Linked DNA regions of Mus musculus: all the other regions are linked to region 2. A link is a loop called in an ENCODE intact Hi-C map of the cell type or tissue named here. Cell type or tissue: heart. All regions are shown on one strand.

Region 1 (8,000 bases), 110 kb after region 2:
ATAAGAATGCACACACTAATATGTATACTCTCCCTGCCCCCAACCCTCACACACAAAGAAAAGAAAAATGCCCTTACAAGACAAGAATAACCATAAATCAACCAAGTCAAAAGGCAATATTCAGGGCAATGGAGGTACACGGCTTTAATCTCAGCTCTCAGGAAGCAAAGACAGGAGCGACTCTGAGTTTGAGGCCAGCCTGGCCTGCAGAGGGCTACATAGAAAAACCCTGCCCCCTACCCCACAAAGGCAATATAGGTGGGTATGGTGGCACATGCCTGTAATCCCAGCCCTTAGGAGACAAGCAAGAGAATGGGAGTTCAAGGCCACTCAAGCTTCTGAAAACCCAGTTGGGGATTGGTTCTAATGCTTTGAGTTAATCTGGCCCCCAAAATCAGGGATCTGTGTGTTCAAACACTGAAGGTCCTTGTCCCCAAATGGTTTTTGATCAATCAACAAAAAGCCAATGGCTAGTGGCAGAGCAGGTAGACTGAGGTATGACCTTTGGATTTGCATGAGCTAGAAACTAGAAGGAGAGAGGAAGTGAGAATCGCGACAATTCGGAGACAGATCAGATTTAGAGCTGCAGAAGGAAAATCATCTGAAATGCAGGTGAGAAGGAATGCGGCCCCGAGAAGGACCGCCCAGAAGTGTCAAAGACTAGGGAGCCGCCCAGAAGGAACCAGGGCAACAAAGATAAAATATAGAATTAGAGGGTGTTAAACCAGGATTACAGAAGGGAAATGTGTGCTAGCCAGTCTCCAGCCTTTGAGCTAGTCAAAGCATACTTAAAATTAACTGGTGTGTGTGTGCACACCCGCATGCATGCGTGTGTGTCTGTGTGTCTGTCTGTCTTTCATTGAGATCCAGATAGCTCTTGAGTGGGTGTGTGCGTGCTTGCGTGTGGCCCATCGGGAGCACAAAATGGTGCTAAACTCACAGCCACAAGACACCCTCCCCACCCCCATATGTGTGCATGAAGGGAGAAGCAATGCAAATTTTTGAAAAAATATTTGCAACTTGTAACATAAAAAACAAATCCACCTATGAAATGTCGTAGGACTAAGCAAAGCCATAGTTCAAATCTGCTAACAATAAAAAAATAAGCATACATAGAAATGCAGTGAGTGTTAAATGCAGACAGAAGTGTTCAGTCTCATATTTTTTTAAGATAAAAGTAACCAGAAATGCTTTAACTAAGAATATGCCAAGAAGCTAAACCTCTGATAACACTCCTTGGGCAAGCAGATGAGGAAGGGAGGAACACTGTGGGACAGCCCCTGCAGGGAAGGATTTGAGAGGATCACTCAAAAGTGTGCGTGCCCAGCTTGCTACTCTACAAACTACAGCCCTAGGAACTTACCTTAAAATGCAAGTGCAAAATGACGTGCAAAGTGGGCATTGCGATTCGTTTGTAATAGCAAAATCACTGGGCAAAACCTGAATGTCCATAGATGAGAGCCTGGATAGTTAATGTGTGCTTTATTAATGCAAGGGAATACTCTCGTATCATTTTTAAAAAGTGACGTAGGGTGGCTCTCTGTGAAGTGAGGCTTGGGCGATGTTCTATGGCTTCCGTCCTAGAGCTGGGGAGAGCAGGGGCTTGGCGAATCTCTGTGAGTCACAGGACAGTCTACACAGGAAGTTCCAGGCAAGCAGGGGCTATAAGAGAGACCCTGTCTCAAAATAAATATGGAGAAAAATCAAGATGGACAGTATACATAATGCTACATTCTATTTAGCCAAAAAAGAAGTTCACACATGAAGAAACTGGGCCGTGGACCCTTTACTTGCCGTGGAGGAGAGCGGGTGGGCACCCAGTTCTGAGAGTTGCTTTAGAAAGGGCGGTTTGTTGAAAACGTTGCTGATATTTCCTGCTGTTTCAAGGTTGTTTTGTTTTGTTTGTTTGTTTGTTTGTTTGAACGTTGTTATGTATTGTCTGTTTGAAAAGGGACAATAAGCGTAGTGGCGGCAGGCTTTTAATCCCAACACTCAGGAGGTAGAGGCAGAAGGATTCTGTGAGCTCAAGGCCAGACTGGTCTACAGAGCATGTCCCAGGACATGCAGGGCTACTCAAAGAAAAAAAAAAACAAAATAGATAACCGAAATTAAAATTTGGGCAGAGGATGTAGCTCTGTGGTGGGAGACAAGCACAGAGCCCTAGATTTGATCCCCAGTGTACTTAAAAAAAAAAAAAATTAAAGATCCAGCCAGTCAGTCAGGACTAGAAAGATGACAAGGTGGTTAAGAGCATTGCTGGTCGTGTAGAGGCCTTAGGGTTTGGTTCTCAGCACTTGTGTCCGGTGGCTCACAACCATCTGTAACTCCAGTTCCAAGGCACTCATCCCCCTCCTCTGGCTTCCTCGAGCACCAGACGCTCATGCAGTACATACACATACAGGGAGTCAGAATACACAGACACATAAAAACCAGGCAGGGTGGCACATGCGTTTAATCCTCGCAGCACTTGCGAGGCAGACGCAGGTGGATCTCTGAGTTCAAGGTCAGCGGGGTCTACAGAGTGAGTTCCAGAGGACAGCCAGGACTACACAGAGAAACTGGTGAAAAACAAAAGCAAAAGTGAAAACAAACAAACAAACAAACAAACACACAAAAAACAGGAAAAAATTCACCAATTTACACGTATGTGTAGTACACACCTATAATCCCAGTATTCAGCCAGTGAAGATGGAAAGATGAGAGCCAATCTCAGCTACCTAATAAATTCCAAATCAGCTTGCGCTGAATATTCTCCTGCCTCAGCCTCCTGAGTGCTAGGATTACAGCCGCACGTCCCTTCTAGAACTGTTAAATTAGCTCTGATAGGAATGATGACAGTCTTAGGGAAATGTGCAGTTACCAGTAGTGGCATTATGTATTTTGTGACATTGAATTTTGGAGGGCTCACTCACCTGCTTCCTACCCCTCAGTCCTGTTTCCCCAATGAAATCACCAGCTCCCACTTACCTGAGGACAGCTGCTACGATGAAGGGGCCTCGTGGGTGTTTGTTTCCTTTCAGAACAGCCACATAAGATTTCCACTTCTTCCTTTCAAGTAAACCGAAATTTAGAGCAAAGGACAAGCGAAACTGGACCTTCTAAGAGCGAATCTTTAGATTAAAGGGTGGGGGCTGTTTCCATTTTATTGATGAAAATGTGTTTGCTTTCTACTCAGTCAGTTACCCATTGTGTATAGCATGGCATTTTCTGGTTCAAATGGCTATCTGGGTAAAATACCAAAATTTAAAAATCTTTTTTCCTCCACTTCTGTTTCAGTGTTGACAACTCTATTAGAATCTGAAAGTCAGTACTTTTTCAGCCGAAGGACAGTTCAGCCGAGATGTTTGATTTTACCATACAAATGTGATTCGCGTCCTTTAAAATAATAAATAAATAAATAAATAAATAAATAAATAAATAAATAAATAAATAAAGCACTCAGAGGACAAAAGCGAAAAAGAATAGTTGGCCGCACGCTGGGATGACTGCTGGGATGGGAGGCTGCGCGCAGGCTTCTGAAATACTCCCGCCAAAAGCCAGGGTGGGCTCCGGGCCTCCGCTCGCTCAGAGATGCAAAGCCGCGGGTGACCGGCCTCTGGCGGCGGACGTGGCTCCCCCTGCAGGACCGATAGAGAACTGCGCTGGAAAATGTTCCAGCCTCATGCGCCCCGGAGTCCCGGCTTTAAAGGGCTGCTGGCTGCTGCGCGTGCCTGCTCGCCGCTTCCGGGCTGACAGTGTGGGCTGCAGGCAGTGGCCGGCCCAGGACACCGAGAAGATGACAAGGAGTGGCTGAACCCCAGGGCTCAGCCTGGACAGTCGACCACTGACTGCACGTGGGGGGTGGGGGAGATCACCTCGCCCAGGACAGAGTTCAAAGGTGGCTTCCCTCGGTTTTTGTCTCTTCCTACCACCCCACTGTCTTTTCTCGGCTTCCTTTTTTAAAACAATAGTCTTAACTAGAGAAACTCTAAAACGCTATGCTTGTGCAAGTTATTCTTAGATAAGTAATTTAACCTGTCCAGGATTCAGTTTTTCTTTTCTTTTTTTCTAGTAATACTAAAATTACAACTCTTTTTTTTAATCTGATGGTATCTTATAAAATTCAATATGTGCTTACTCTATGCCTAGCAAAACTCCTAAGTATTTATTCAGACGAAATTAAGATCTACACCCATGTTCAGAGCAGTATGACAGTAGCCAAATGTCTATCAACGCATAAGGAAGGGCACACCACACCGTGGACCTGACTGCCACTCAGCAGTAATCTATGATATTATATATCAGAGTGCTGGGCTCTTTGAGTAGTATGGACAGAAAGCAACCTCTGGAGCAATGGAGATGTTGTGAATCTTGACTGACTGTGGTTAATGTCTGTGTGAGTTCATATACTTGTTAGTAAACAGTACGTGAAGATTTATACATTTCAAAGCATGAACATTAAACTTTTACATCAATTTTAAAATATCTTTGTTTTGGGACAAGGTCTTGCCATGTAGCCTAGGCTGTCCTTGAATAGTTCCTGTGTCTACCTCCCCAGTGCTGAGAAAATAGAAGGACAATAAAAATATTTTTGAAAAATAGCTGTACCCAGCTTATAAGTGGTTTTAATTATGAAATAAGCTACGCAAGAGGTTTGGAGAGCTGGGGAGAGATGGCTCAGTCAGTAAAGCACTTGCCCTGAAAGCCCACATTCAGTCTCCAGAACTCCAGCTTTAAGATGAGCGCTTGTAATCTCACTGCTGGGGACACAGAGGCAGGGAACCCCTGGGGTTCACTGGCTGTCCAGCCTAGCCTACTCAGACAGCAAGAGACCCTGTCTTAAAATGCTAAGGAGGATAGCCGAGGTTGCCCTCTGGTCTCCACATGTGCACACATAAGCCCACACACAAAACTGTAAGAAGAAAGAACGTGTGGACCTAAATGCCACCATACAAATCCTACGTATATGCATGCAGTATTTATGCAGCACTTATATCTAATATTCATAGCTAGCCCCAAATCCTAGAGACTGTGAGAAAGACCTATAGTTTAAAGTGCTACATGTCAGAAGTGTCTGTGAGAAAAACTCACAGTACGAAAGGAGGAATCAGCCTACTGCCGTCTTAACCAAAAGTGGGGTTGAGAGGGTTAAATGGGGCCACATCCTTACATTTACATGTGATCAAGAAGGGATACAAATGTGCATAAGTTATTCAATATATCTTTCTGCTATAACTACTTACTATGTTGTTGGTGGTTTTTAGTTTTTAGACAGGGTCTCACCGTGTAGCCTAGGTTGGCCTCCAGTTCACAATTCTCTTATTTCCATCTCTGAAGCTTGATATTATGCCTGCCCTGATAGAACTCTGCATCTGTGAAACATTGCTTCTAGTCCAAATGCCAGAGAGTCACAGAATTTAGCAAGGGACAGTGCACATTCTTCTGATGTGGAAACCACACATTCAGCGATCGCTGCTCCCTGATGCACCCAGGACATTGCACTAGCTGTGGCTTTTCAATCTGGCCCTTTCCTAGATGCCGTGTGCCTCGTGGAAAGGGGACGTCCATTCTGAATGCCTGAGTGGCAGGCTAGCTCTGTCACTTATTACACCTGAGACTGTGGATGTCACTTAACCTCTTCAGCCTTAGCTGCAAAGCAGGAATGACCTCATAGGGCTTTCTAAGCTAGTTGGATAGGAAAAGGCATGTGTGAGTCAGGGGACAGGGGTTTGGGATGGGGTGGGGCACTGAAGCTGAGGAGAAAGCTCAGAGGGTAAAAAGGATTTGCTGGGTCAGTGTGAGGACCAGAGTTCATATCTGCAGTACTCGCTGATGGTACTTGTAATCCCAGCCATGAGTGGATTCCCCGGATTGACTGGCCAACCAGTCTAGTTAAAATGGTAAGATCCAGGTTCAGGAAGAGACCCCCCATCTCAGAAAATAAGGCAAGGCTGATGAGATGTCTCAATGGGCATAGGTTATTGCCACCAGCCTGAGAACTCAAGTTTGATGCACAGGACCTACATGTCAGGAGAGAATGACTCCCACAAGTTGTCCTCTGGCTCCTACAGGTGTGAATCTGTACAGACACGTGGAAACGCAAACAAATAAAATTGTTTGCAAAGAATTGCAAATTGAAAAAAAAATCAAGATGGAGAGCGATAAAGGAAGACACCTGCATTGGCTTCTGGCCTGCGCATGCACTCGAGGATGCCTAGCCATCTCCTCCTACAGAAAGAAAGAGAAAGACGGTGGAGGTGGGGTGTTGTTGACTAACTGCAGGGAATGCTGAGCAGGTTGCCTGGAGTAAGCAAGTGTGCGTGCCAGTGAGCAATTTAGGAGATGCAAGCCCCCCCCCTCCTCTCTGCACAAACGGGTGAAGATGTGGCAAAGTCTCTTGGAAGGGCGTGGGGGTGCGGTTCAAGTAGGCATGATTCAGACGCTGCTCAAATAAAGGGGCCGTAAGAAACAGCCAAACAGGCAAAAAGAAAGAACTTTCTGGACGAATGAAGGGCTGTGCCCCCTGCCCTATGCGTACATGTCCTTTCTTTGCTTTCCTCTAGAAGCCTTCAATAAAATCCACGTGCTCTACGAAAGCGCTGTGTAAGTGGATTTCTAGGGAGGAGTGGGAGAGTTACCAAGCCCTGCCTTGAAGGGTACAGTCAGGAAAGTCAGGTTGCAAACAACACCCATGACTGCCTTATCCTGAATGTGTCTGGCACAGTCCTAGATTCGGGTTTTGTGTTTAATGAGTGACAGATTTTTTAGGTGGCGCTTCGTGTCTACGTGTTCTGGCAAAGGAATCTGCTTGGCCCCTGCACAAGTGTTTGTGTAACGACAAAAGGGTCTTGGCTCTTGTGTGGTGGGGATGTGGTTATAGTGGGCTCCCCGGCACACGTGTTTGTATAACGACAACGGGGTTTTGCATCTTCTGGTGGGCGTTTGTGTGGTGGGGGTGCGGTTATAATGTGTTCCAATTCTTCCTCCCTACAGACCGGAAAATCTCCCTCGTTTGGACGCAAATTATTCTCTGCCGCTCTCCACTTAGCTTCACGCCGGTGGAAGGCGCCCAGCGAGCAGCGAGTAGCTGTTCCGCCCCTCGGGGACCTCATCACTCCCTCCGGTGGCTTCTCGCCCACACCGAGCCTCTAGGGAGCTACCCTAGTGGGCCCATGGTTCAGCGAGTGACAGGACCTTCTCTTTCCGCCCCACCCGGTATTGACTCGGGGCATCCCTTGAGCGCCCCCTGCTCGTGACTCCGGCACTTGCTGCAGTTCCCAGCCCTCGCGAGCCGCGGAGCGCCCGGCCACGCATCCCCGGCCGGGTCAGGATCAAGGTCTTAGTCCTGCTGCCGTGCGGCTCCCTGGGGCTGGGACCGAGGGAACGTGCGGGTCGCGCAAGCGTGAACTTGGGGCAGCCGATGCCGGTGCCAGCACCGCCGCCGGCGAGGCGGAGACGGAGCGCTGGGTGAACCCGGTGCTGATACAGTGCAGGCCGCGGCTGTGCAGCCCCCCCGGTCTGCACTGCGCCAGCCATGCGCGAGCCTGAGATCAGCCTCATTAGAACAGCGTTTTAGATCGAATTTTCGGGTGGCTCTTTGGAGGCCGCCAGTCTTGGCACAGGAGGGTAGGAAAGCAGGCTCGCTCTGGTATGTGGTGCAGCGATAGAGGAATTTTTGACCACTGCGCTAACAACCTCGCCTGCTCCCCGAACTTATGTTTTGAGGACAAACATGACAAACTGTGACATCGCCCAAATGCTTTGTATTTATCTACACAGAGCTGACATTTTCATACCTATAATTGATCTGATCCTCTGTTTATTTTGAGATAGAGTCTCAAACTCTGGATCCTAAAGCTTCCACCGGAACTCAGGGATTACAGGCATACACCACCCAGCTTCCTGATTCTAGCTGCTTCTTCTCCTCTCCCTTCTCCTCCTCTTCCTGTCGCCATTGTCTTCCTCCCGTGTCCCACTCTTCCCCAGACCCTCCATCAGCCTCAATACTGACCCCTGGCAAT
Region 2 (8,000 bases):
TTTTATCACAGCAACAGAAGAGAAATCATAACACCCTCCCTGAGGGTCCTTTTGGGGGTCCTGGCGTGAGGCTTAGGTTTAAGTAGAGGCAAGAGTTACCCCTCACACTAGTCCTGGCCAAGGTGTGGTCATGGATTCACGCCCATCAGCACTGTCAGATCCAGTTTCTCTGGCAATGCCGTCAGACCGTTTTTTTAGACCCATGAGAGATCTCCCTGTGGAAGACAGGCTTCCCCACTTTCTGTCACCAGGGCCCAGTTTTCCCTTCTCCAAGCATGAGATTCCTCGGGTGTGTGTGTGGGGGTGGGGGATTCCAATTTCTCCACGTCCTTTCTTTCAATAATCTGGCAACCAAAAGCAAGGGTACAAGTGTCTCTTTTGAAAATCTCCGTTCCTCCTAGGAGTTAAAAACAAAAGAGAGCCCTGAAACTCTAGGATGAGGTCTCTGTCTGACCTCTGTCTCCGAGGGTTCTCCAGCCAGCAGCAGCAGCAAAGCTGGGCAATACTTGACAATGTCTAAGCACTAAGAGCATGCTTTTCTTTTCTTTTCTTTTCTTTTCTTTTCTTTTCTTTTCTTTTCTTTTCTTTTCTTTTCTCTTCTCTTCTCTTCTCTTCTCTTCTCTTCTCTTTTCTTTTCTTTTCTTTTCTTTTCTTTTTTGGTTTTTCGAAACAGGGTTTCTCTGTATAGCCCTGGCTGTCCTGGAACTCACTCTGTAGACCAGGCTGGCCTCCAACTCAGAAATCCGCCTGCCTCTGCCTCCCGAGTGCTAGGATTAAAGGCGTGCGCCACCACTCCCGGCAAGAGCATGCTTTTCTAAGCCTTATATAAAAAAAGCAAAGTAACCCACTTCAGCTACAGGATAGAGGGTAGAGAAGGAAAATGCAGATCCAGGGAAGAGTACAGTCCACAAGCAGAACTCTTCTTTCTTTCTCTCTCTCTTTCCTTCTTTCTTTCTTTTCTTTCCTTCTTTCTTTCTTTCTTTTTTAAAAAACTTTTATTATTTATAATTGTGGGCATGTGTGTGTGTGTGCCTATGCCTGGTATGTGCACATGAGTGCAGAGATGTAAAATGCCAGAGGCCAGAGGCCTAGGAGCCCCTGGAATAGGAGTCACAGGCAGCTGTGAGCTGCCATTTCGGTCCTAGGAGTGGCACTCAGGTCCTGTAGGGAGGTCAGCCAGCACTGATTGCTGAGCCATCTGTCTCCTCAGCCTCACAGGCTGAGCTCTTGTTTCTACATTCGCTCTGGTTTATAGGTTAGCAGGTTGCAGAGGCCCCACCAATCAATCAGCTCTGGTAGCTTTCAAAGTTTCAACGTGAGTAGTTTAGTTTTACCTGTGACTGCTAATTAACTTGCTTTCTCTCCTCCCTCTACCCTCTGATCCTTGAAATTAAAATGTGAACACATCAGAATCTTATCCTCTTGGCCAGAAAGCTCTGGGTTATGTCCTTCTAAAGACAGAACCCTAAAAACATTTGGGAGATGAGCTGAAATTGGCAAATAGCTATTTATGCTGTGAAAGTAAGACGGTCCAGTCCCAAAGCGGCTCACCAGAGGGAGCATGAGGCTTTAGTCCCTACCCTCACCTGCAGCTTCCAGGCAGGGTGCTCAGTCAAGAGGAGACAAGAACCCAGCTCTCCCTTCTCTCATTCCCGGCAGGAGACCCAAGGATGTCTGGGAAGCTGTTTGGGGCCCCTAAGGTGCCGGGCGTGGTGGCGCACGCCTTTAATCCCAGCACTCGGGAGGCAGAGGCAGGCGGATTTCTGAGTTCGAGGCCAGCCTGGTCTACAGAGTGAGGTCCAGGACAGCCAGGGCTACACAGAGAAACCCTGTCTCGAAAAAACCAAAAAAAAAAAAAAAAAAAAAAAAAAAAAAAAAAAAACCTCTGTTCTCATCAGCAGGAAAGAGTCCACTCCATAGTGCTTCCCTCTAACTTCCTTGTGCACAGTGTCACACAGTCTACAGGAGCTGCACTCACAGAAACCATAATAATAACCCAAAGAAAGGAATACGAATGTTACTTCCAGAGAGAAAAGGAACAGGAAAAGATGGGATGCTAAAGGTTTTCGGGTTTTTTTGTTTGTTTGTTTTAGCATTCGAATGTATTGTCAATATTTTTAAATAAAATTCTCAACAGACTGGTGTAGAAGCTGTTAAAATAGGGGTGAGGTGGTAGAGCCTCCTCTATTACAAGTATTTTCATTGCTCTTTGAGCTTCTGGCCCATATTTCCTATAAAGCAACGCTTCACATCCCACACGGAGGTCAGTAACGAAGACTCAAGGTTCCCTCATTCTGTAGAGGGGAGGCTGAGGAGAGACAGAGCAGCCTTAGCTGTAAAACCCTTCATTACACCCATTCTCTTGTCTCTCAAGAGATCTAGGACAATCTCAAAATATCTAAAGAAGTCACTTCAACCAGAGTAGAAATAAGAGGAATGTGATTTTGTGTGTTTTCATTTTTATGCTTTTACTGGTCTCTTGTAGCCCAGGCTGGCTTTGAACTCCAATCCTCCTGCCTCGGTTTTCCAAAGGCTGAGATTATAGGTGTAGAAGCTGCTCTGTGATTGGTTTTTGACCTATCTTTAGGGAGGGCTCAGAATGCAGCTCTTTCCAGTTGTGGGAGGGGCTAAATTAGAATGTGAGACCAGGTAGGAAAAGTCAGATGTGGTAGGGACAACTAAAAATGAGCATGTGGCTCTGAGTGCTATGCCATATAATTAAGTATGCAATCATTTTTATTATAATTTTGATTGCTGGGGTTGAACCAAAGCCTTGGGTACTCAAGTGGATGCCTTACATCGCACTGTACCCCCTGCCCAGTGAATATGCCTCATGATGACATTGTAGTGGGGAACACTGTTCTCATTTTCAGGTGATAAAAGACACAGCAAGGATCCAAGCAATGTGTTCAAAGCCCCCTTCCTGGACAGAAGTGGAAAGGGGATTAAGAGATAAGAGCCTGGCTCCTGTCAGTCTTTCTTCTTCTGGACACAAAAGACAGATCTCCCCTCAAAGGCACTAAGTTTATTTTAAGCCAATACGAATAACCATGACATGAGCAAAATTCGGGTTGCCCTTAATGACGTACTCCAGTGTGGAATAGCTACAGGATATGTTCTTAGCCACAAAACCAAAGACTGTACTTACCAAAGACCTTGTGCCAACACTGGTCGGTGAGTTACTCCAGGGAAATCTCTGATATTATCTGATGACATACTTAGATGACATACAAGATGTTCTTGGTTTGTACAAGTTAGTAGTCTGCTAAATGAATAAATTCCAGGTGGGTGTTATCCACTTGTAGTGGAAGCACTCGTAAGAGAGAGGCAGGCAGATCTCTTTTGAGTTCAAAGTCAAAAAGTTCCAGGACAGCCAGGGCTACATAGAGATCCTGTCTCTGATTAGTGAACTAATTTAAAATAAAATTTCCTACCTGATGGTCAAGAATACTGGGTCAGTTAGGTGGGTTGGAGATAAACGGCTACTTAAAGGAACTAAAGATACTCAAATATAATTTTGGCTGTGAATCTGCAACAGCCCAACACCCACAATCACAAAGTTCTAATTAGTTTGCAGAATCTTCACTCAAGTGATTTTTTTCAGGGAACCCCAAACACCATTCTTCTCTTCCTGCCCTGTCACCCCAATAAGAAAACGTTCTTACAGAATCCGAGGGCAGAGAATCCTGGGCAACCTCTTTCGCTTAAGGAGGAACCAAAACCTATTACATAACAAAGCAAATTTTGCTGTTTTCAGTCAGTGGGGACTCTAGAACAAAAGATTCTTTAACAGACCTTCACACCTCCAGATCTGTTTGGACAGTTTATCCCTCCACATTAGGCATCTGCGTTGGAGTACTTGCTTTCCCACAAAGATAGTCTTGTGCCGTTCAAGATTAAAATCTTAACACGAGATACTACTATACTTTCTTGTATGCAAGAAAGACACTTAGGAAACAAGTACGGGAGGTAGCCAGCACAGGAGCCAGGGCTGGCTGCCGCCTCTCGGCTGATTGGCTTGCATGGTTGCAAGGGCAGCAAGGCCTTCGGCTGGCTTCCGAGAACGATTGGCTACTGAAGCCCCACCCCCTCCCTGATTGGACAAAGTGTTGAAACTAGGATTGGTGGAGCGTAAGCTAAACCAGTCCAAGCTCCTGGTGCACCGCAGAGATGGCGACTGCAATCCGGCTGCTGGGACGGCGAGTTTCCAGTTGGAGACTGCGGCCATCACCGTCGCCCCTCGCTGTCCCGCGGCGGGCCCACTCGATATTGCCTGTGGACGATGATATCAACGGGCTAAACGAGGAGCAGAAGCAGGTAGGAAGGCCGGCCCCAGGACATGTCCCAGGTCTTACCCAAGTGACTTGTGCCTGCCAGGCCTTGGAAGCGTTTCGTAGAAGCTAGGGAGAGGAACTGCGCGCCCTCTCCCTACTAATATTTGAGGGAGACAGCAAGACAGGGGGATTCCTGGCTTTGAACTCCAGCTAGGAGGAGATAAAAGAGTAAGGACCAAACCTGGAAGACTGGTGGTGTTTGGGTGGGCAGATTGGTTGGCCCTACTTCTAGTGGCTCTCATGAATCTGAAAACACTTACACCCCAACCTGTTCTCTCTCTCTCTCTCTCTCTCTCTCTCTCTCTCTCTCTCTCTCTCTCTCTCGCTCACTCTCGCTCTCCTTCTCCCTCTCGCTCTCCCATTCTCCCCTTCCTTGGGGTCTCAGTATGTATAGCTTTGGGTGGCCTGGAAGGCATTAAACTAGTACTTGAACTCTACTAGTGAACTCTTGCTTTTGCCTCAAGAGTGATGGGATTAAAGGCATGGGCCACCATACCTGGCTTGTAAGCAATGGTTCTCAACTTATGGTTGAAGTTACGCATGACCCATAGCTACCAGGGCAATTTGCTTTTTCAATGGAAGACTTTAAAGAATTCTGAAATGCCATCTTAAGTTTGTTTTCTTCCCCTCTTCAAGGCATAATGCACAAAGCTGAAAAAAAAAAAAAGAGCTTGGTTGCTGGGCAGTGGTGGCGCACACCTTTAATACCAGCACTCGGGAGACAGAGGCAGGTGGATTTCTGAGTTCGAGGCCAGCCTGGTCTACAGAGTGAGTTCCAGGACAGCCAGGGATACACAGAGAAACCCTGTCTGGAAAAAACAAACAAACAAAGAGCTTGGTTAACCTACTCTTATTGCTAGGTTTAACTCTCTTCCCTAATCGAAGCCAATGAATAATTTCCAGGGATGCCTTGGGTCCTGCCTATCTATCTATCTATCTATCTATCTATCTATCTATCTATCTATCTATCTATCTATCTAGATATCTAGATATCTATCTAGATATCTATCTAGATATCTAGATATGTATGTATATGAAGCAACTGCTGTAGATTGCCTAAGAGATTGCTGAGGAGTGATGGTTTCACACACAGTGTGTCTGAGTCAGATGCTATACCAAGGGCAAGTATTGCTATGAATAACCTTAGTGGAGGAAGGGAGTGGAGCCCCTAGGCACCTTCTGGAATTCTAAGAAAGAAAGAAAAGTGAAGAACCAGGGTACAGTTACAATCAAATCAAACCCACACTCCATCAGAGTAAATAACTCAATGTCCAATATCTAGGGTTAATCATGACCTTCTGGGCTCCTCTAAGGGGCTTGAGTCACTTCTCCAGCTCTGCCCTCTACAGCCCACACAGCTTGTCTTCTAAGCTCTGGTAAGCACCACCTCCTGCTGCTGCTGTTCTTGGTGGCCCTCCCGTGGTACTGGTTATCTCCAAAATGCTGGGTCTCTGCTGCAGCTGAGCTGGACTTCTATTAGTAGCCTCTTCTGGGATCTCCTCATGGTGCCAAACTTCTGCTTTTCTGCATGGCCCCTTTAATCCTGGGGCATTAAATGTAATCCATGACCCTTTACCAAGAGCCTGCCTCTCTTGGCTTCTGACAATGTCAAGTCTCAGCTACTCTCTATGACCCATTCGTACCTTTAAAACCAGCAGCACCTGGAAGACTTATGCTTGATCAAGTTCCGCTGTCAGCACAGTGCAGCCTTAGCTATCTCTGTAGCACAGCTTCTGAGTGCTAACTGAGGAAACACCTCCCAGAAGATTTCACCTCAGGGATGCTGGTCTCTTCCCAAACAACACTCATTTCTCAGCTCCAGCATCAATTTCAAAGCTCCAGTTTTGCTGTCAAAGCAAAGGTTTCACTTTAGTGGTTCTGGTCTTTTGTTAATCAGAACTGACTTTTCAGCACTAGCTAATCAGGACCATAAATTCTTAACTCCAAATATGAAATGACCCCAGTAGAGTCTTCGAGTGACTCTCAAACTTCCTTCCAGAACTTCACAAGCCAGGCCTCCATCCTCTGCATTTCTCTCAACAATTTTATGTCCCACAGAATAGCTCACTAAGCTTTGAAAACGTAATGACTTCTAGTTCAAAGTTCCAGAGTCCTTCCACAATCCTCCCCAAAACAACATGCTCAGGTCTATCACACACACTATCCTGGTACCAATTTCTGTCCTAGCTAGAATTATAATTGCACTGACAAAACACCATGACCAAAAGCAACGGGAGGAGGGAAGAATTTGTTTGACTTGCAGCTCCGCATCTTAGTCCATCACTGTAAGAAGTCAGGACAGGAATTGAAACAGCGCAGGAACCTGTAGGCAGGAGCTGATGCAGAGGCCATGGAAGGGTACTACTGCTTACTGGCTTGCTCCTCATGGCTTGTTCAGCCTGTTTTCTCACAAAAGCCAGAACCACCAGGCCATGGATACCGCCCACAACCACCAATGGGCTATACCCTCCCCCATCCATCACTAATTAAGAAAGTGCCCTAGAGGCTGTAGAGACAGCTCAGCTGCTAAGAGCACTGGTTGCTCTTTCAGAGGTCATGAGTTCAATTCCCAGCAGCCACATGGTGGCTCACAACCATCTATAATGGGAACTGATGCCCTCTTCTGGTGTGTCTGAAGACAGCTACAGTGTACTCATATACATAAAATAAATAAATAAATATTTAAAAAGAAAGTGCCCTAATTAAGTCACTTATTAAGAAAAATCCGGAGCTGGAGAGATGGCTCAGAGGTTAAGAGCACTGACTGCTCTTCCAGAGGTCCTGAGTTCAAATCCCAGCAACCACATGGTGGCTCACAACCATCTGTAATGAGATCTGATGCCCTCTTCTGGTGTGTCTAAAGACAGCTACAGTGTACTCATATATAATAAATAAATCTTTAAAAAAGAAAAATCCAAGTTACAGCTGGCTCTTATGGAGGCGTATTCTCAATTGATGCTTCCTCTCCCATGGCCCTAGCTTGTATCAAATCACTATAAAACTAGCTAGCACATGCTCCTACCCACTGAACCCTTCGTCCACCCTCTTACTTTCCCTTCTAAATCAATGTCTTTTCAATGCTTTTAAGCCTGAATACTTTAAAGAAGATTGCCTTCATTTATAGTAGGTATTTATACAGTTCTTTGTTTTGAGACTGGATGTTGCTGGGTGGCCAGGCTGTCCTTGAAGTTTCAGCAATCTTCCTGCCCAGCTTCTTGAATGCTGGGATTACATAGTGAACCCCTAGATCTAGTTTTATGATATACCCTCCCTGAAACACACACCATTTGTATACATTCGTTGTACATGGTGTTAGGCTGCATACGCACTTTTCCATGGGCTTTGAGTATTTCCCTCCAATAATGTGCTCTCTCTTGTCTCTCTCTGCTTCTGTCTCTGTCTGTCTCTCTCTACCTCTGAGACAGTATCTCACTATGTAGATCTGGCTGGACTCAGAATCCACCTGCCTGTGTGCTACTATAACTAGCTTTTATAGCATTCTTTTTTTAACAGATTATTTTTTTGAACTCTATTATTGATGTATGAATCTGTGTGTCTATGTGGAGGTCAGAGAACAACTTTGTAGAGTATGTTTCCTCCTTCCACCTTTACCTGGGTTCAAGGAGAACTAAACTGAGGTCGGCAGGCTTATGAGGCGAGCGTTGA
Region 3 (8,000 bases), 65 kb after region 2:
GTATCTAGACCCTCAGCTTGGCCTGGGGTGCCCATCTCTGCACCCCAGGGTGGAGACTCCTGAAGATTCCGTCTTCCCTGAGGTTGGGCCAGGCCTGAGGGACCTGGCCAAGGAAGGGCAGGGACAAGTAGAAGGGGTAAGGTCCTTCCAGAACCAGGCCTACCAGGCCCTTTTCTAGCCTCCCCAAGGCCTTCCAAGGGGAGCAGGAGCCAGCTTTACCTCACCCACTGTGACCCGCTGCTTCCCTGTCAGCCTGGGACCAGGCTCTGCAGATTCTAGCACAGCTCTGGCTTGTTCCGGTGAATAAGAGAGCCGAGCTTTGACTTCCTCTTCCTGGACTCGAGGCTTATCCCTGGCTTTCTTCCTTTACCGCTGCAGTAGCCACTGGTGCTGGCACAAGTTGACCCTGCCCACCCATGGGTGTCAGCCTCATGTCAGCTTGCCATTAAGGGTCACCCAGCAGGTCTGGCTTCCCAGAATACTGGTCAACATGGAGTTTATCATGTCTGGGAGAGAGGGTGGGGGCAGGGGACAAGGAAAATTGCTACCTGATTCGCTGAAGATTTTTCCTCTTGCCTTATTCTTGGAGGTTCTGGGAAACCTCTTGCAGAACTTCACACGTGACTCTTCAAGCCACACCCACCTGAAATCAAACCAAAGGAGAGTTGTGGCTCCTCTTGCCCTGCCACCCCTTACCCTAGTCTTTCGTAGATTGCACTAATTTCCATCCCAGTGAGAATCAACACTGTATCAGTCCACCGACCTGAGCTGCAGCCACTTCCTCTGGGGGCTCGGCCCTGCATTTTCAGTTCATTCCTGTTGCCCAGAGATTGTTCTAGCCTCACGCTCCCCACCAGTGATTGATCAGAAGGCTCAGTCCCCTGCTGGCCTGGGCTGAGGGGCTGAAGCCTGGTCACTTGTACCTTGTTTGTACCAAAGAGGAGCATGGGCTCAGGGAGGGTGCAGTGCAGGGAAGTGTGGTGTGCCTGGGGCCCAGCGCTGGCCACTTGCCATCCAGGCATGTTCGGGGGAGGGGGGTATACACTGTGGAAGATGGCACTAGGTCCTCCCTAGAGAGGGGAGACACGGGTCCAGCAGTCTGGGGACACGGCACTGGGGTGAGGATAGTCTGACACAGGCTGCATTGGGAGGTGGAAGTGAACCCTGAAGGCAAAGACCCGGCAACCCCAGGTCCAGGCCCTGATCCGTGGAAGATAAACTGTTCCTGATGGGTAATTGGGCTGGGTAGGCCTGAAGGCTTCACAGGTTAATTTTTTGTTGTTGTTTTGGAAGCCCTATCCCAAACCCAAAGGGAAGACTTCACATGGAATAAGCTCTTTGGAGGAAGTCATCAGTTTGAAAGAGCAAGGCATAAGAAACAAGTTGTCAAGAGTGGAGATGGACCCCTTTGGAGCCTGCTCGTTCTAGGGTGCTACCAAGGAGCCCAGCCTCACCCACAGGAGAGGAGATCAGGCCCTCCTAGGAGGCAGGGGGGCTGCTGCCCAGATGTTAAATGCTTTTGGAATCTCTTTAGATGTGGAAATATTTTTTCGAACATGAAAATGCAGCTGGTAGAATTTCAATGGAAGTATAATCCATGTAAAATATATTTTAGTTGATATTTTGTAAAATGCACTTTTTGTGTGTGTCGATCCTGGTTTCCCAGATCTGTATTTCAGTGTTTACAAGGGAGGGGGTACCTTTCCTAACCTCCCTTTTGACAGAGATTAGAAGTACTTCTTTAAGAAAAATAAATAAATTTGAGAAATTGTATTGATTTAGAAAAGAGTTATTTTCTGTGTGTTTTGTTTTGAGTTTGGCTTTGTGCTTCTATTTTGGGGATTTGGTTTGGATTTTAGTGTGTAAATATGGAGGGGCTCACTGGTCTTGTGTCAGGAGTCCTGGTTAATTACTCCTTGCAGCAGAAGTGCTTATTAAGGCTGATGAAGGTGCAAAGCCAGAAAAAAAGCAAGTGAAAAGAGACAGGAAATGGGAGCTTGAAGTTAACATCAAGGTAGCCACAGCTGCCTTCTGGGTTTGTGAAATTCTTGGGTTGCCAGCACTAGCTTGGCCAGTGTGCTAAGTGGAAGGCAGTTAATCTAGATGCATGAAGACAACTCTATCGTAACCTTGGGGCTGGGTAGAAACTTCTTAGTTTCTTGTAGCTGGCACTCCGTTTGTGGTGTGGGATAGGACTGCATCAGTTTCAGGATTTGACTGGTGGACTAACATTGACCTCTTTAGAGCCCTCTCATTCTGGGATGCTGAGGTCCCCCCCACCTGCTAGCTAAGTCCAAATCTATGGTGGAAGAAAAGTGGTGATGAGATCAGAGCTTTCATCCCCATGACATGGGTAGGCTATCCCATGGTATGGACAGCCATCAGTGTGCTGCCCACGAGAGTTCTAAGAGGTGTCACTTTACAGACAAATGGAGCAGGCAATCCCACCACCAGAAATCTATACACTGCCTAGAAAGGGACAGCAGTGTAGTGAAGGGTCAGAAGTGGCCTGAGATGCACCCAGCATCCAACTTTAAAGCCACTGAACCTCCCAGTTCAGACATTTACCCCATGTTTTCTGTGTGGCTCTCTGAACAACAACAACACACACACACACACACACACACACACACACGTCACTTTATCCCTCAGACCCCCTCATCTGCCTAATCAGCTTCATAGTCTCACCATTCCCACCCAGTCCTTTCATCATCCTCTGGGCATAACCTGTACCAAAGTCAATTCTTCGTCCTCCCATCTAATGTGCTGTCATGACTAGGAATTGGGTCTGAAAGTCAGCCTTGGCTAGCCAGTGAAACCCATACCTAAACAACAACAACAACAAAACCTTCAGTCACAGCTACCCCAGAGTCCATACAATGTGAACAGCCACAGAATCTACTGTCAAGTGGCTGATGACTATAGGAAATAGTTAAAAACAAACAACAACAACAACAACAAAAAAACGTGATTTGTTCCCCAGTTCTGTTGTCTTAAGCCTTGTTGGGGCCCCACACGAAGTCAAGCTGTAGTGCTTAGGGACTAGTTGTATGCTGCTGTTCAAAGTACTCTGACCAATCTGTTGCCACTGGGTACATCTTGGCTCCAAGCAAAGAGGCCTTTCTGTGGTTGCTGCGTTGTACTTGTAGGTTGTCCTGAAGTATATATTGGCCATACGTGGTCCCGAGGTACTTGTCCATAGCCTCCGACCAGAGTGTCCCAGTTAGCCTACTGCTTCAGACTTGGCAGGGGAGATTCCTTTTACAGACAGATCAGCATTGCTCAGTAGATAAGCACTAGTCCCTAGGAATTACTAAAGCAAAATGTCACCATGGAGACATTAGCCAGAGCTTGACAGAGTGGCCCTGCCCTGGGCTGGGACTGGTACAAGCGGCTAAGGACCATGCTTCCGGTCAGGACAGATCTCCTTTATGTCTAGACCGACTGAGTGGTGGGTTGTCCTGCATTCAGGTCACAGCTGGAGGGACAGCGGTTCCAGAGCAGTTTAAAGCAGGATGGAGGGTGCAAATCTTAAATGGAGCACCAAGAGGACACGTGTTAAAGAGACACGGGATCTCAGTAGCTCCTGCTTTCCAGGTCTCATTTTGTCTGGAGTGGCCCAGGCTCATGAGTTCTCTCCCGGGCTAGGGTCCGCCTGCGGCCTCCCGCAACTAGCTCCTAGGACTCGGGCACCCGCCCCTCTCCCCGCCCCACAACGTGGGCCCGCCCTCGCGCCTGTATCAGGGAGGGGCGGGGAGAGAAGAGCGGCCGGGCGGGACATCCGGCCCTGGTCCCTGCCTGCACCCCGGGAGCTGGCCACCCACTATCCCTCCCCTCCCGAGACCTCCAGCCCCTGCTGCAGTCACCTCCCCTGCAGCCTCGAGGTCGGCGAGGTCTGGCCGCAGCACCATGTTTCCCCGCCCTCTGACCCCACTGGCTGCCCCGAAAAGCGCGGAGACCCTGGGCCGCACGCCAAGGCGGGCCCCATTGGGCCGGGCCCGGGCTGGGCTCGGGGGGCCGCCCCTGCTGCTGCCGTCCATGCTGATGTTCGCTGTAATCGTGGCCTCCAGCGGACTGCTGCTCATGATCGAGCGAGGCATCCTATCGGAGATGAAACCCCTTCCCCTGCACCCTCCCAGCCACAAAGGCGCGGCCTGGAGCGGGACAGATCCTAAGCCTAGAGGCCTATCCTTGGATGCTGGGGACTCGGACTTGCAAGTGAGGGAGGACATCCGAAACCGGACCTTGAGGGCCGTGTGCGGACAACCAGGCATGCCCCGGGACCCCTGGGACTTGCCGGTGGGACAGCGGCGCACCCTGCTGCGCCACATTCTCGTAAGTGACCGCTACCGCTTCCTCTACTGCTATGTCCCCAAAGTGGCCTGCTCTAACTGGAAACGTGTGCTGAAGGTGCTGGCTGGCATCCTGAACAACGTGGATGTCCGCCTCAAGATGGACCACCGCAGTGACTTGGTGTTTCTGGCAGACCTGCGGCCTGAGGAGATTCGCTACCGTCTGCAGCACTACTTCAAGTTCCTGTTTGTGCGAGACCCCTTGGAACGCCTCCTGTCTGCTTACCGTAACAAGTTTGGAGAGATCCGAGAGTACCAGCAGCGATATGGGGCCGAAATTGTCAGGCGCTACAGGGCTGGAGCTGGCCCCAGCCCTGCAGGGGACGATGTCACCTTCCCAGAGTTCCTGAGATACCTGGTGGATGAGGATCCTGAACATATGAATGAGCATTGGATGCCTGTGTACCACCTGTGCCAACCATGTGCTGTGCACTACGACTTCGTGGGTTCCTATGAGAGGCTGGAGGCTGATGCCAACCAGGTGCTGGAGTGGGTGCGGGCCCCACCCCATGTCCGGTTCCCAGCTCGCCAGGCCTGGTACCGGCCAGCCAGCCCAGAAAGTCTGCATTACCACTTGTGCAATGTTCCACGGGCCCTGCTTCAAGATGTGCTACCTAAGTATATCCTGGACTTCTCCCTCTTTGCTTACCCACTGCCCAATGTCACCAAGGAAGCCTGTCACCAATGACAGTAGGCCAGCACCTTTTGGAGTTTGGGTTTAATGATATCAGCTTTGGGATGTCTTTCAGAGAAACTCCTGGCTCTGGGTGGCTTCCTGGTTTCTCTAGGTGTCTCCATATCTCAGTGGTAAGGACTGTCCTTGGAGGTCCTTGTCCACAGTGGCTCAGAGGACAGAGCTAGAAAGGAGGCCTGCTGCTTTCACTGGTGAACTGCCTCTCTTAGGGGCCTGTGGTATCCGTGTCTGCAGGGCACCAGTGGTTATTAAAGCCATATGTTTGATCGAAAGACTGACTTCAGCCCCCTGGCTGCTGGGTCTATGCAGTCCACCTGGTCTGTTGTAATTTAACCTGTGGCCAAATCCCAAATATGACACTAGCCAAGCACATGATCATGCCTAGGACCAATGGCTGTGACCCCCTATTCACCCATCCCATGGACCTCAGGACTGGAGTGAGCTGTGGTGCCTTAGAAATGAAATGTGTGCAATTCTACTCCAGACTTTTACATTTCCTCCTCTTGCTAGGTCTGAATCATTTTTCTAAGGAAAGAGAAACGGAAGTGGGGCCCTTACCTCGAAGCTCTAAAGCCCAGCCCCTCAAGCATCCAAAGACGCCTGTGCCTGACCTCTTCCTAGGGCTCCTGGAGCATCTTCAATAAGCCTCCCTTCCCTACAAACCTTTGGAGACTATGTGAGACTGTACAGCCCATATATCTGGCTGTCACTTGTCTAATGCATTTATTTAAAATGTGTATATTTTAATAGGATCCTTGTAAGGGCTAACTTTTAATAAAGCTTTTTCATATACAAAATGAGCAACTCTGTAATTCCCCACAGTTCCCACTGGTGCTGGGAGACTCCTAGATGCTCGTTTTCCCAGGTGAAAAGAGAAAGCTTGCAACAAGACAATGTAACTAAACCTGCTTAAACAGGTCCAGTGGCCCCTGTCACACCATGAAGTCCTCTGGGAATTCTAATATGCTCACAGACTCAGTTTCTAAGATGCCATTTAAAAGGCAAGGCCTGTCAAGAATGGCACCAGCCAGGGGAAGAGAGTGTACACACCTTTAATCCAAGACAGTCTCTGTGCGTTTGAGGCCAGCCTGGTATATACAGGGAGTTCCAGACCAGAGGGATACACAATGTGGCATCAGGTACATAGCACACCTACGTGGATTAGTCCTTAAAGGGAATGAGGGCTGGAGAGGTGGCTTACTGTTAAGTTCAGAAGGACCTGAGTTCAATTCCCCCCACTTCAAGTGGCTCACAGCTGCCTGTAACTCTAGCTCCAGGGAATCTCGTGGCTCTGACCTCTGTGGGTACCCATACACATGTGGTATACACTCACACAGATGTGCACATTTACACATGATTAAAAGAAGAGTAGTGCTCAAGGGGATGGAGAGGCGGCATGAGCTCGGCCGTGTCTTAGATTAGGCAGGAACAGGCTGATTTTTTCTTGGTTTTGTTTTGTTTTGTTTTGGAGGGGGGGGTTGGTTGGTTTGGTTTAGTTTTTGAGACAGAGTCCTGACTCTGTGTAGCCTTCACTACCTTAGAACATGATATGTACACCAGGCTGGCCTCAAACTCATAGATCCACCTACCTCTGTCTCCCGAGAGCTGAGATTAAGGGCAATAGCCACCATGCCTGACTCATTTCTTTTAAAGGTAAGGTGGCCTCACTGTATTTTCTGAGATGTGGTGGGGAGGTCTTACTATATGTAGGCTAGACTTAAACGTACAATCCAACTGCCTTAGCCTCTGGAAGTATAGGTGCCTACCATTGTGCCAGCTTAATCGAGGAGAACACCAGCCCCCCCCACCCCCCACCCCAGGCCAATATTTTCAAACAACAACAAAAAAGGGATTGCTTTGTGAGCAAGGGGGAGAATTGAGAATTACAAAAAGAGACTGTCAACATGTCCCGTGAGCCTCAAGGACTTCAGGAGTCCTCCATTCTTAGCCCACCCCTTGCTCTTTGTTTGTTACCTAGGGGCTTACAGCAATTCCAAACCTGTATCAGCCATTGGTGCCCTCGAAGGTGCCACTAGTGCAGAGGCAACCTAGGAAGCCCCGAGAACGTGAGGCCCAGCTGTTGGCTGTGCTCCGTTCCACTTAACTGAGGAGTTCAGTTCCCCAATGTGGCATCCTGGCTTTCAGAGGTGGCAATCAGCGCAGAGAGGGTGAGTAGCCATCCAAAGAGTCCACCCCAGACGTACATGCCTCTCAAGTAGGAGGGAAAAAGAAAAGGACAGACACACAGACAGTGGACCAGCTGATCACACTGGGGATCGAGAAGGTTTGTGGAAAGTGGGAGTAGACAGAAACAAGGATGAGAAAGCAGGACTTACTGAAGGGCCTTGTGGGCTGAGGCCTTTTGCAAAATTTCTCCACTCTTTGATTTGGAAAGCATTGAACCCAGCCTAACTGGTTGGCCCAGAACACTGCTCCAAAGGGGAAAGGGGAGGAGCAAAAGAAAAGAGGTCCTTGATTAGCGCTTTGGTTCATGTCCACCTGGCAGAAAAGGGGTGCTGGGCCACAGAGCATCCTGCTGGCCAGAGGTGGACAGCTATGAGGTAGGGGAAATGAAGGGGCGAGCATAGAGAGCAACAAGGCAAAGGCACTGCTGGGCCTGTTTTGCTTAAGTTTTCTTTCCAGGAAATGAACTTTTGAAAAAGGTCCACAGGAAACGACAGAGGATTGTGGGGCCCAGCTGATTCTAGTGGGAACTGACTTTCCCTCCATGTCCAGCCCAGAGTGGGGGTGCTGCGGGCTCTGGATCACCAGGAGAAGGGACCTCTCAGGACTGGACTCCAAAGCTCCGTCTTCTGAGAATTCCTACCTTTCCCTGGGTCCGCTGTGATTCCCACTCAGCGTTGAACCCTCTGCTCTAGGCTGGCCCTCAGGAGAACAAGGGCCCCTTTAAAGTAGCTCTCCCTAGGACAACAGAGGGAAGGGATTAGCGTTGT

Evidence for each region. A loop is a pair of places that touch in the nucleus more often than their neighbours do. Peaks named below come from ENCODE experiments on the same cell type or tissue, not always from the same donor. Only the 100,000 strongest peaks of a DNase experiment are listed, where the experiment ranks them.
Region 1: a loop joins it to region 2, with 11 times the contacts of the local background. A loop is called at or near these places in 1 of 42 quality-filtered maps.
Region 3: it touches region 2 in a loop (4-fold over the local background); 1 of 42 quality-filtered maps calls a loop at or near these places.

What each region holds. Positions count from the first base shown.
Region 1 is chr2:118,969,238-118,977,237 of GRCm38, forward strand. No RefSeq gene overlaps it. Among named protein-coding and RNA genes, the nearest start is that of Gm39914, 15 kb to the right of the region's middle. In heart, CTCF peaks have their summits at 3,619 (motif pointing left) and 7,225; DNase peaks (open chromatin) are centred at 3,654 and 7,234; H3K4me3 peaks cover 2,413 bases; H3K27ac peaks cover 1,664 bases; H3K27me3 peaks cover 2,598 bases.
Region 2 is chr2:118,857,851-118,865,850 of GRCm38, forward strand. It overlaps Ivd (isovaleryl coenzyme A dehydrogenase), which reads left to right and starts at 4,144. Exons shown (of 12, transcript NM_019826.4): 1 at 4,144-4,317. The coding sequence starts at 4,171. Gm39913 (a long non-coding RNA gene) reads right to left here and starts at 4,004. Exons shown (of 2, transcript XR_866660.2): 1 at 3,149-4,004. In heart, no CTCF peak of the experiment used is centred here; a DNase peak (open chromatin) is centred at 4,081; H3K4me3 peaks cover 1,376 bases; H3K27ac peaks cover 1,450 bases.
Region 3 is chr2:118,922,743-118,930,742 of GRCm38, forward strand. It overlaps Bahd1 (bromo adjacent homology domain containing 1), which reads left to right. Exons shown (of 7, transcript NM_001045523.1): 7 at 1-1,782. It overlaps Chst14 (carbohydrate sulfotransferase 14), which reads left to right and starts at 3,755. Exons shown (of 1, transcript NM_028117.3): 1 at 3,755-5,843. The coding sequence starts at 3,910. The coding sequence ends at 5,040. In heart, no CTCF peak of the experiment used is centred here; DNase peaks (open chromatin) are centred at 313, 3,769 and 4,789; H3K4me3 peaks cover 2,130 bases; H3K27ac peaks cover 2,534 bases.